Linked DNA regions of Homo sapiens: region 1 is linked to region 2. The links are chromatin loops, found by intact Hi-C in ENCODE. Cell type or tissue: breast epithelium. All regions are shown on one strand. Each heading gives the region's core, and the rest is flanking DNA. Links, peaks and the distances in the headings are about the cores only. Region 1 has its middle 53 kb from the start of RAD23B. Region 2 has its middle 31 kb from the start of RAD23B.

Region 1 (5,385 bases), core at 199-5,198, 84 kb before region 2:
TGACCTCAGTTATCCCATTTGTAAAATTGCAAAAGTGCCTCATACGAGCACTTAGCACAGGGTGAGACACTGGACTTGTAAATGATAGCTCAATTTTCTTGGTCCAGAACATAACTTTATGAAAACAGCAGTATTTGTTTAGTAGGCTGTTTCTGCTTCTATAACATGTGTCAGACATGACCCCCAAAGGCACAGACACCTTGAAAAGTCTGGTGTATTATTAGCACAGTCACTTAGTCTAAGGGCACAGTGTGATGTGGCTGCCAAATCAGCAAGACCAAATTTAGGCTGTATTAATAGAGGTATTATGCACAGAACAAGGGAGGTGAGGGCTCCCCTGTAGTGCCTATTGCTCAGCCCCTCCTGAAGTATCGGGTTCATCTGAATGAAGGACTCAATACACTCGCCCCAACTGAGGGACTCTTTTCAGCTGAAGGCTTGGCCAGAGGGTGGGACACGGTCAGAGAAAACGCAACCACTCTTCTCAAAGACCTAAAGGATTGACACAGGAAAGAGGGGTTACATTGGCTCAGGGTGACCCCCAGAAGTGAACTAGAACCTGAGGATAGCCTGGTTAGAGAGGAAGATCAGAGATCCTAACATAGCGACCCTTCAACCACTGGAGTGTCTGAAATCCAAGAGGCCTGAGCTGGAGGGTGTGTGTGCAGTTATTGGAAGTGTGCATGTGGAGGCTGGAAGTCACGCGTGCGGGAGGCACTGCACTTGATCGTGGGGGTCACCTTCAAACCCTTCCCAATTTTGAGTTCCTGTGCCTCTGGAAGAGCAGCAAGACTGTCAGAGGAAATCAAAAGAAAACATTGAGAAGAGACAGTTCCTCGAGATGGGAAGGAGCAGCAGTGGGCATTCTGTTTGACAGGATTGCTTGGTTCTCTGCCAAATTTGACCTGGAGGTTGGATGCAGCTGCCAATCCTGTGGCCTAGAAACAGACAGGAGAAAACAAGGCATTGCTCAGAAACAGCTCATAAAAATAAAAACTTTCTGTTCCCCAAATGCCAAATGCTTGGGCGGTGCTGCCCAGCTGAGTGGGAAGCGCCCTGGCCGCTTGGGAACGCTGAGCCGATCACAGTGAGGCAGGGAAGGCAATGGCACCCTGAGATCAAAGAGGCTCACCCCACGCTCCTGGAAATAACTCAGCAACACGCTCGTCGTGGGAGAAAGGCAAAGAGAACTTCTCTTCCCAGACGGTCTTTGACTTCAGGGTAGGCAGTTGGCACCCACATCCAAAACCAAACCTGGCCTTTGTAAAGATGTTTTCAATCCACTCTCTCACTTGATCTCCACCAGCAACCTGGGGCAGGCATCCGCAGCTCTATTTTGCAGATGAGAAAACAAGAGCAGAGGTAGACTGATTTGGCTGAGGTCACCCAGCTGATGTGGCTGTGAAGATAACAATTGGGGCCCGACGGACTCCAAGTTCAAACCCAGGCCCTCAGACCTGGCCTCAGCACAGGCTTTCTGGGAGTGCAGCTGTCAGTGTGCTCTCCAACTAAGTCTCAGAATGCATGCCCATCTGGAACTGGTCAGTAGAACCCTGCAGTCTCCACCACCAGCCAGCTCACTGCATTATGTGTCAAGTCTTTCAGAACCTGGTGGAAAAGTCTTTGGAGCTGAGGAAGGAAAAACAGAGCTGCCTTTGAGGCACTGTTCATTGACCATCTTAGGCCACTTTCAGAACCGAAGGGTTCCGGAAAAGGTAAAGAGGAGCTTAGGGCCACAAGAAAGATGACAAAAGGCATCCCAACTATTGTTCATTGTCTGTTTATCCATCCAATGATGCCTCAGCATCTCCTTTGGTCTTTGGTCCAGCCCTTCACCAGGTTCTGGGGATACAGAGATGAAAGGCACAGCCCTGAATTTGAGAGAGCTCACCAGTTTTCTCTCGTTCAGTACCTTCAGTGATACACCAAATGCAGATAATCCCAGTTCAGGGTGTTCACTTTTATGGCAGATACTTAGAAGCAGCTGAGGGAACCCAGAGGAGTTCCTGGCCCAAATTAGAGGGGAAAAGGGGGTCACGGGAAGGCTTCCTGGAAGAGGGGCCATATTTTGTATATAAAAAAAATTAGCAACATAAAGGAGGTGGGAAAAATTCCAAACCACATAGCAATTGCTCCTTGTTCACGGGACGCATGAATCAGAACAGCAACATGCACCAGGACAGAGAGGAGGGCACAATGCCAGGGTGCGGGTTGCACTACCAGCCTAGCCTGTGGGGCTGCTTTTTCCCCTAACCACCAACCCTGTCTCTCACCACAAGCAGCACCTGAAACACACTGGTCCTAAACTCCAAGCAGGTGGTAACCTTCCAGTGGAACAGCAACTAGAGCAGAACAAATAAGGCCCTTCCTTTCCCATGTAGCTGAGCTTTCCTAGAAGCTCCATCATAGGAGTGCTACACTAGGAAATCTAAAGACATTTCACTTCCATTTCCAAGTCCACTTCAAATATGAATGCCTCGGCTGTGCAGGAAAGTGGCCAAGCCGAGTGGCAGCTCAGCACAAGAAAGGGAGCAGAGTGCTGCTGGGCGCTGGTTACCTTCAGGGAAGGTGAAATTATACTGAGGATAATGGGAGCCAAGTTTCTCACTGCCCTGGAAGGAGTCTGAAATATGGGAAGGGAGAAGATAGAATGAAGCTTATGGCATTTTTATTTTTTGAAACAGGGTCTCCCCGTCACCCAGGCTGGAGTGCAGTGCCGTGATCTCGGCTCACTGGAGCCTCAACCTCCTGGGCTCAAGCGATCCTCCCACCTCAGCACCCCCAAGTAGTTGGGACCACAGGCATGCACCACCATACCTGGCTAATTTTTGTATTTTTCGTAGAGACAGGGTTTCACCAAGTTGCCCAGGCTGGCCTTGAACTCCTGGACTCCAGCGATCCGCCCACCTTGGCTTCCCAAAGTGCTGGGATTACAGGCTTCAGCCACCGCGCCCAGCCTGAACCTTATGGCATTGGATCAGAATTAATGGTACCAGAGTGAACTCCCTTTTCAGTGTCTATGTATCAAATGTAAATGTAAGGATGTATTTACTGTGTGGACACACTTAGACGGCTTGGGAGCAGTGAGACTCTAATAGCAGTGAGCACGCCTAGAGCAAGGGTTTGCTTTCTAAATACAGTCTACATTAAGGGGAGCTAGAGCTCCTTGATAAATAGCCGATTCCAGGACTAGGGCACAGGAAATGCAAGAGCCTGGAATACATTACTGTGCCAGAAAGTAGGGAAGTACTCAGAGGGTAATGGCATGTCGAAACACAGAAGCCAGCTTTAAGAAAACACACAATCAGCCAGGTGCAGTGGGCTCACGCCTGTAATCCCAGCACTTTGGGAGGCCGAGGCAGGCGGATCATTTGAGCTCAGGAGTTCGGGACCAGCCTGGCCAATATGGTGAAACCCTGTCTCTACTAAAAAAAAGAAAACACACAATCACAGAACTCGGGACAATTCCAACATCAAAGTAATGATGGTAAGGGATTATGTACCATCGAATAAAATAGGAATCAAAGACCATACAGATACGACTAATAAATGGGGGGAAAAAGAGTAAGAATACAGGACAATGTTAACTAATAAAGTAGAAGGAATTTGAAAATCACCACTTGGAAACCATTACAGTAGGCAAGAAACAATAATACTAAAAAGAATGGGCCAAACTTTGATGAGAAATAGGATATTTACGAAGGCTCAAAATATCTCCCTATAAAATATTTATCCAATACAAAGGGACAAAGAGTAACTTTCCAGGGGAGACTGGCTGACACCACCTGCCTCAGGGTCCAAGTGACCACCACCAATGATGGGACAAATTGACACCCTGTGTCACCTTATGGGGTGCAGCTAGAAGGGCACAACAGCACTTCTGTTTCCTCCAAACACGCATACCAAGGGTAGTAATGAGGAAACACCAAACATACATTGAGGGACATTTTATAAGACAACTATCCTACAGTCTTCAAAAAATGTTAAGGTCATAAAGATCAAGGAGGGAGAGGGACTGAGAAAGTGAACTGGAGATTCATTAAACGCAGTTAAACACAGTGTGTTAACCTGGATCAGGCCCTTTTGCTTGGAGGACAATGTTGGTACAAGTGTAAAATTTTATAAGGTTCTCTAAGGTGGTGGTGGGGTATGTGGGAGCTCTGGTGCTGCTCCTGCAACTTTTTCTGCAAGTGTGAAATTGTGTAAGTATGAAGAAACTGCCAGTGCTCTTTGCAAAAATGCAAATATGGTATAAAAATTATAAAACCATCTTGAATTACAACACTTAAAGATATGACTGAAAATATTTTACAATTAAGTAGTAACAAACTGGTTAAAAAGCAGTTTAACTTTGCAAGTTCCTTAGAATCGAAGACAATATAAAAATTATAGTCAAAATGCTGTTAAGCAGAAGCAGACCTAATTGACAGCTCCCTATACAAAAAATAACAACAAAAAAACGCCTACAATGAACTTAAATGTTAAGCTGCAAGAATCACTCCAGGGTCCATAAAATCATTCAATAAACAAAAAACTGAACCCTCAAGCTGTTCTAAGACATAGTCCCACCACCAAATATTCTCAACAAAATTTCAATGAATTTTGAAGCAATATTATTGTGCTCAAATCTGCTATTGTGTGCAAACAAAACCCATATGGCTTGTACAATTGTGCAGCCAAACAAAAGCAGTTTTAAAACAATTTTGGACTTACAGAGGTGGAAGCTGTCAACATCCAAATCCAGTTATCCATATAAAACATCCCAAGAGCCTGAGGTGGCAACCCAATCGGCAGTTGCAGTCCTGGTCAGCACACTGAAGTGTGGAGGGCCATTTACAGCTGAGAAGCCTGTGATGGTTTTGTGTCAACCTGATTGGGTGAAGGGATACCTAGATAGCTGGTAAAATGGTATTTCTGGTGTGTAGGTGAGGGTGTTTCCAGAAGAGTTTAGCATTTCAATCAGTAGACCAGAGTACATCTACTGGATGATGCCCACCCTCACCAATGCAGGTGGGTGTCATCCATTCTGTTGAAGGCCCAAACGAAAAGGCAGAGGAAGAGTCAATTTGCTCTTGAGCTGGAACGTCCACTTTCTCCTTTTCTGGGTACCATGGGCCTTACACCAGTGCAACTGACCCCACCCTTGGCCATCTCAGGCCTCTGATCTTACTGAACTACACCAGTTCCTCTCCTGGTTCTCCAGCTTGCAGACAGCATACTGTAGAACTGCTAGGTCTCCATAATCAGATGAGTCTACTTCCATAATAAATCTCCGTTTGTTTTTTTCTGGAGAACCATGACTTACGCAAAGCTCATCTAGAAAGCTAACAGATATGTAGGAGAGAGCTTCCGGATCTTTTCAACACGATAAACACGGCACTTGTA
Region 2 (5,385 bases), core at 224-5,223:
ATCAGAGGAGAGCAAATCATGTTAAGATGTGATACAATTATATCATGTTAGGAAATTATACTTATTAAGCATAATCCCAGGTTTGTAAAGTAATAAACCACCGCTGCCACCACCACTATAATAAATACATGTACATAAAGACATAGAAAAATGACTTGAAGGAAAAAAAGTTAAAATGTTAACCATGGTTAGCTCAGGGTAGTAGAACAGGTGATTTTTAAAAAATACATTTCCATTTTCCCCAAATTTCAATAATAAACATTTATTTTGAATCATAAAAATGAACCACAATATACATTATTAAAAGATTCATTTGATTTCTTTAAAATGAAAACAGATTTATATATACATGTTTATTGTTAAGTCAAACATTATATTTATATATACATGTTTATTGTTAAGTCAAATGTTATATTTATATATACCTGTTTATTGTTAAGTCCAATTACTTTAAAAAGAATATAATAGTCATTATGATGTTAGGCACAGAGTTTTTAAAAAGAGATCCTATTTTGGAAATATTCTTTATCTCTGTAAATTTAGCACAAATCATATTTTTGTCTCTTGCAAGCCCAGAGGCATGATTTTTCAGTATCACATAGTAAGCACATCCGTCTATCGGGGCAAACCAATATTTAGCAAGCTCCTCAGACTGGGATACAAAGCCAATGCCTATTTATTATTTAGAATGAGAAAGAATGCTAGCACATGGGCTGGAATACAGGGTGATATAAGCAACATATTTTCTCCATGAAGCCATGGAAAAAGGCTTTATTATCAGAAGGTTGTCTGGAGAGCCTAAAATTAGAGCAAGTAGGTGGTAGTTTTATGATTTGATTGTCTAATGAAATGCTTCTCCAAGTGTAGGTCCATGGACCACCTACATCAGTCTCATCAAGGATGATCATTAAAATGCAAATCCTCGACACTCAGCCAAAGCTACTGTATAGGAATCTCCAGATATGGGCCCAGAGTCTGCATTTTTAACAAGTATCCAAGGCGATATTTATGTGCATGGAAGTTTGGAAATCACTGGTACCTAGTGCCAGTGGAACCAGGATAGAAAGTAGCAATGCACCACTTTCTCCATACGGAAGACCTTGCCAATAGAAAATTAACAACTTGAGGGTGTTGGTAAGACTTACACTTTCCCAAATCTACTTAGGGAACACTGCTGATTTCAAACTCGGAGATTCTGCTTTTTATCTGATTCCTTAACTGTTTATGTTAACTTCATTTATTTACTGTCAAGTCACAGGAGAAAAGTTATTCTTTTTCTTTTCATATAACTGCCCAGATTTATATACTTGTATGTATTTTTACAGAGGTGTAATGACATACAGTGACAGTTTAACATACAATAATGAGATTTGACCAATGCATATACCCATATAACCCATACCCCAATAGAAAAATAGAGTGTGCCATTATCCTAGGAAGTTCACTAGTGTTCCTTTTCATTCTATCACTCCCTCCCAACTATCCTGGCAATCACTATTATGGTTTCTATCCTCACAGATTAGTTTTGCCTGTTCTTGAACTTTATGAAATGGTGTACTAATTAGAGGAAAATTCCATAACCATTATAAAAGCACTTTTAGTAGTTCTTTAATGAAGAGCCACTCTAAAAGTTCTTAAGAAACTCCAACACATTGCAATTTGCTTTCTTAAAGATAGAATACCTTAATTAAGTAACATTTCTTTACCTAGAGATACACACAGCATCCTGCTGAGGACCTTGGAAACTGTCCTTCTGCAGCTAGTTAGCTAGTTTTAAGCTTTCAGCTGGACATATCCAGTTGAAAAATTCTGATAATAAAAGAGAATATGCAGATGATCGAAAAATGGAATCAGTTCTTCTCACCCAAATGAATTACACTCCCAAGCTCACTCCCAAGCTTCTGCAAGATGAATTTGAAGATCAACTTGCTGAAATGCGATTCATAATACTTAGGAATAAGAACGTTTGAAAATCAGCAAATGTATACTCTTTGATTCCCAGACTGTGGACCAGAAACTTTGATCCTAGATTAGATTTCAAAAAGGATCAGTAACATTTCCCCAAACTTGAATTTCAACATACACGTATTCACTTTTGTACAACCTTTTCAGTCCTACAATCACGGTCCTCGACAGGGCCTAAAAGAATGTGACATCATTTGAGAAATAGTGCATACTTTCTACCATCCATTATTGTAATCCCATTGGCCCCATAACACTCTCTCTGGTCCTTCCCATTTTTGCATGCTTTGATCCTTCCAGGATATTAACATCCCTGCTACTATTTCTGTTGTTCTTTGCCACTCTCATGCAGTGATCACCTACCTCCATCTTTTTGAACATCCATTCTACGTCCTTGCTTAAAGGGCTCTGCCATCACTAGTTTCTTTGAGAGTCTCCCCTTCTCTCTTGTCTTCTCATTGGAATTATCCAAAGCCATGCTTTTGAGTGCTTGTTGATACTGTTTCCTTTTCTAGAAACTTGTGGAATTATGCCATATTTTCTTTTTCTTTTTCTTTTTTTTAGTAGAGACAGGGTTTCACCAGGTTAGTCAGGATGGTCTCGATCTCCTGACTTTGTGATCCGCCCGCCTCAGCCTCCCAAAGTACTAGGATTACAGGCGTGAGCCACCACGCCTGGCCGCCATATTTTCTTAAAATATTTTGGAGTCTAACTTCCTGAAGTCCTGTATCCACCTTTGTTCTAGCTCCATCAGGCTCTCCCCTGAAGATGACAGGCACATTCTCTAGTTCTCATCCTTTCCACTTTGCCAGGTGGCTTCTTCCTAAGGATTGGAATCAGTCAGAGCACAGTTGTTTTTATTCCTTCCTCTACCTTCTAGGACATAAAATTGTTAGAGAGGCAAGTGAAAACCTCTGCTTTTATCTGAATGAAGTATCCTGAATCTTATCCTCATTAATTGTGGGTACTGTGCCAATTTTGTGGCTTTCCTCCATGTGGCTCAGCTGTGCTTCCACAAAAACGTCACTTGTGTTCCTCTGTCCTTTCATCTTCATCCAAGTGTTCAGAGATTCCTCTCAATCTATTGTTATCACAGCCTACAGTGCAGCTTCTCCTCCTCTCAACAGGTCTTTTGTACACAGCACACCCTTCTATCACTATGTTCCCATGGATCTGTTCCAGCCCGCCAACTCTCAGTGGTATCTGTGAGGTCTTGTTTGTCACCCTGTGCTGTAATCTCAAGGTTACCACGTTGCTCATGTTCTGTGCATGATATCTGGACATCTGCTGCCTATGTTTTGTTTCTGATGTCCTTCCCAGCTGTTTTCTCATTGAACTATGCGGCACCTCCCTCACTGTTGAAATTCTTCCCAGGCCCTCCTTAATATCATCCATGGAAACCCGTTTCAGTTTTATCTAGGTGTTTTTTTCTCCTTTCCCATCTGTTTTCCATTTACAGCCCTTCTGGCCAGATGAGTTAGTCTCTGACTAAACACATTCTTTTCAGTCTTTGAAAAATTCTCTCCACTCTTAGCCAAATAGCCATCATTCCTACATTTGAAGCTATGGCCTTAAAATAAACTCCAGCACCAACTGTGTACCTAGTCATTGATTTTTCATATTATATTTTTATTCTCAATGTGCTCCTAAGTCTTTTATGTCCTGAGCTTCACAGCACCTTGTGATGCTTCCATATTCTATTTTAATGGGTTTTCATTTCCCTATAACTTGGCAGTAGATGACTTTGACCAGCCTCAGTAGGTTCTGCCATATGCTAGATTCATACTCCATGAACATAATACCCACTTCTTACATGGTTTGGTTATGTCCACTTACAGGCACTATCGTATCCCTTACCAGGGAGTCCCCAAGTCCCAATATGTGGCTTTTGCTCCATAGCTTTAGCATTTCCTATGTCCTCCTCCTCTGTGGGAAAGGGATTTTAAAGAGGTGGTGGAGTACGGTAGAAATAAAGCTTGCTCTGATACTTACTACTGGGTAGCTAAAAAGAACAAATAACTGAGAGGACTCTGAGCCTCTGCTTCCTCATCCTTCAGGTAGGGATCTAATACTGAATTTGCAGGGTTATTATGATGATTTCATAAGATATTATATGGGAAACCACTTTTTAAAAAATATTTTAACTTTTATTTTAGGTTTAGGGGTACATGTGCAGGTTTGTTATATAGGTAAACTCCTGAGTTGGGGGTTTGGTGTACAGATTACTTTGTCAATCAGGTACTAAGCCCAGTACCCAACATTTTTTTTTTCCCTGAACCTCTCCCTTCTCCCCTCCTCTACCCTCAAGTAAACCCCAGTACTTGCTGTTCCCCTCTACATGTCCATGTGTTCCTATTGTTTAGCTCCCACTCATAAGTGAGAACATGTGGTGTTTGGTTTTCTGTTCCTTCATTATTTTGCTAAGGCTAGTGGCCTCCAGTTTCATCTATGTTCCTGCAAAGAACATGATCTCGTTCTTTTTTATGGCTGCATAGCATTCCATGGTGTGTATACACCACATTTTCTTTATCCAGAGTACTGCTGATGGGCATTTAGGTTGATTCTTTGCTCTTGTGAATAGTGCTGCAATGAACATACACATGCATGTGTCTTTATGGTAAAACGATTTACAGTCCTTTGGGTATATACCCAGGAGTGGGATTGCTGGGTCGAATGGTAGTTCTGTTTTTAGTTCTTTGAGGAATCACTACACTGCTTTCCACAATTGTTGATAATTTACATTTTAAAATTTATTTAATTACACTTAATTAATTTACACTTAAATAAGTGTACATTTGTACACTGAGAGTCATACAAACATAGGTTTTAAGAATAATCATTGGGGGCCAGGCACGGTGGCTCACGCCTGTAATCCCAGCACTTTGGGAGGCCAAGGCGGGCGGATCATGAGGTCAGGAGATGGAGACCATCCTTGCCAACATGCTGAAACCCCATCTCTACTAAAATACTAAAAATTAGCCAGACGTGGTGGTGGGCGCCTGTAGTCCCAGCTACTCGGGAGGCTGAGGCAGGAAAATCGCTTGAACCCGGCAAGGGGAGGTTGTAGTGAGCCAAGATTGTGCCACTGCACTCCAGCCTGGTGACAGAGCAAGACTCTGCCTAAAAAAAAAAAAAAAAAAACCAAAAACAAAAACAATATTCATTAGATATTTAGGTTTTTACAAACCTGCAGAGCACATGCAGCATGTATGAGAAGTTGCCCAGCATTTTCCCCAACCCTACATTCATGCCTTAATCATGTCCTTTCCCCAGAGGATGATAGCAGGCATTGTGAAAGTCTGAACACAGCCTAAACATTCATGCCATGCCCCACTTTTTAAATTTTATTTTAACACTGTGTACACAAATGTTTCTGCTCATCCCAGCAGTGTGCAAGAATCTTTCTGTTTTCTAGAACCCTGG

What was found. Peaks named below come from ENCODE experiments on the same cell type or tissue, not always from the same donor. Only the 100,000 strongest peaks of a DNase experiment are listed, where the experiment ranks them.
Region 1: it touches region 2 in a loop (5-fold over the local background); 21 of 110 quality-filtered maps call a loop at or near these places.

What each region holds. Positions count from the first base shown.
Region 1 is chr9:107,334,016-107,339,400 of GRCh38, reverse strand. No RefSeq gene overlaps it. Among named protein-coding and RNA genes, the nearest start is that of RAD23B, 53 kb to the right of the region's middle. In breast epithelium, for the core only: a CTCF peak has its summit at 2,227; DNase peaks (open chromatin) are centred at 960 and 2,200; H3K4me3 peaks cover 561 bases; H3K27ac peaks cover 2,592 bases.
Region 2 is chr9:107,249,927-107,255,311 of GRCh38, reverse strand. No RefSeq gene overlaps it. Among named protein-coding and RNA genes, the nearest start is that of RAD23B, 31 kb to the left of the region's middle. In breast epithelium, for the core only: no CTCF peak of the experiment used is centred there; a DNase peak (open chromatin) is centred at 3,161; H3K27ac peaks cover 323 bases.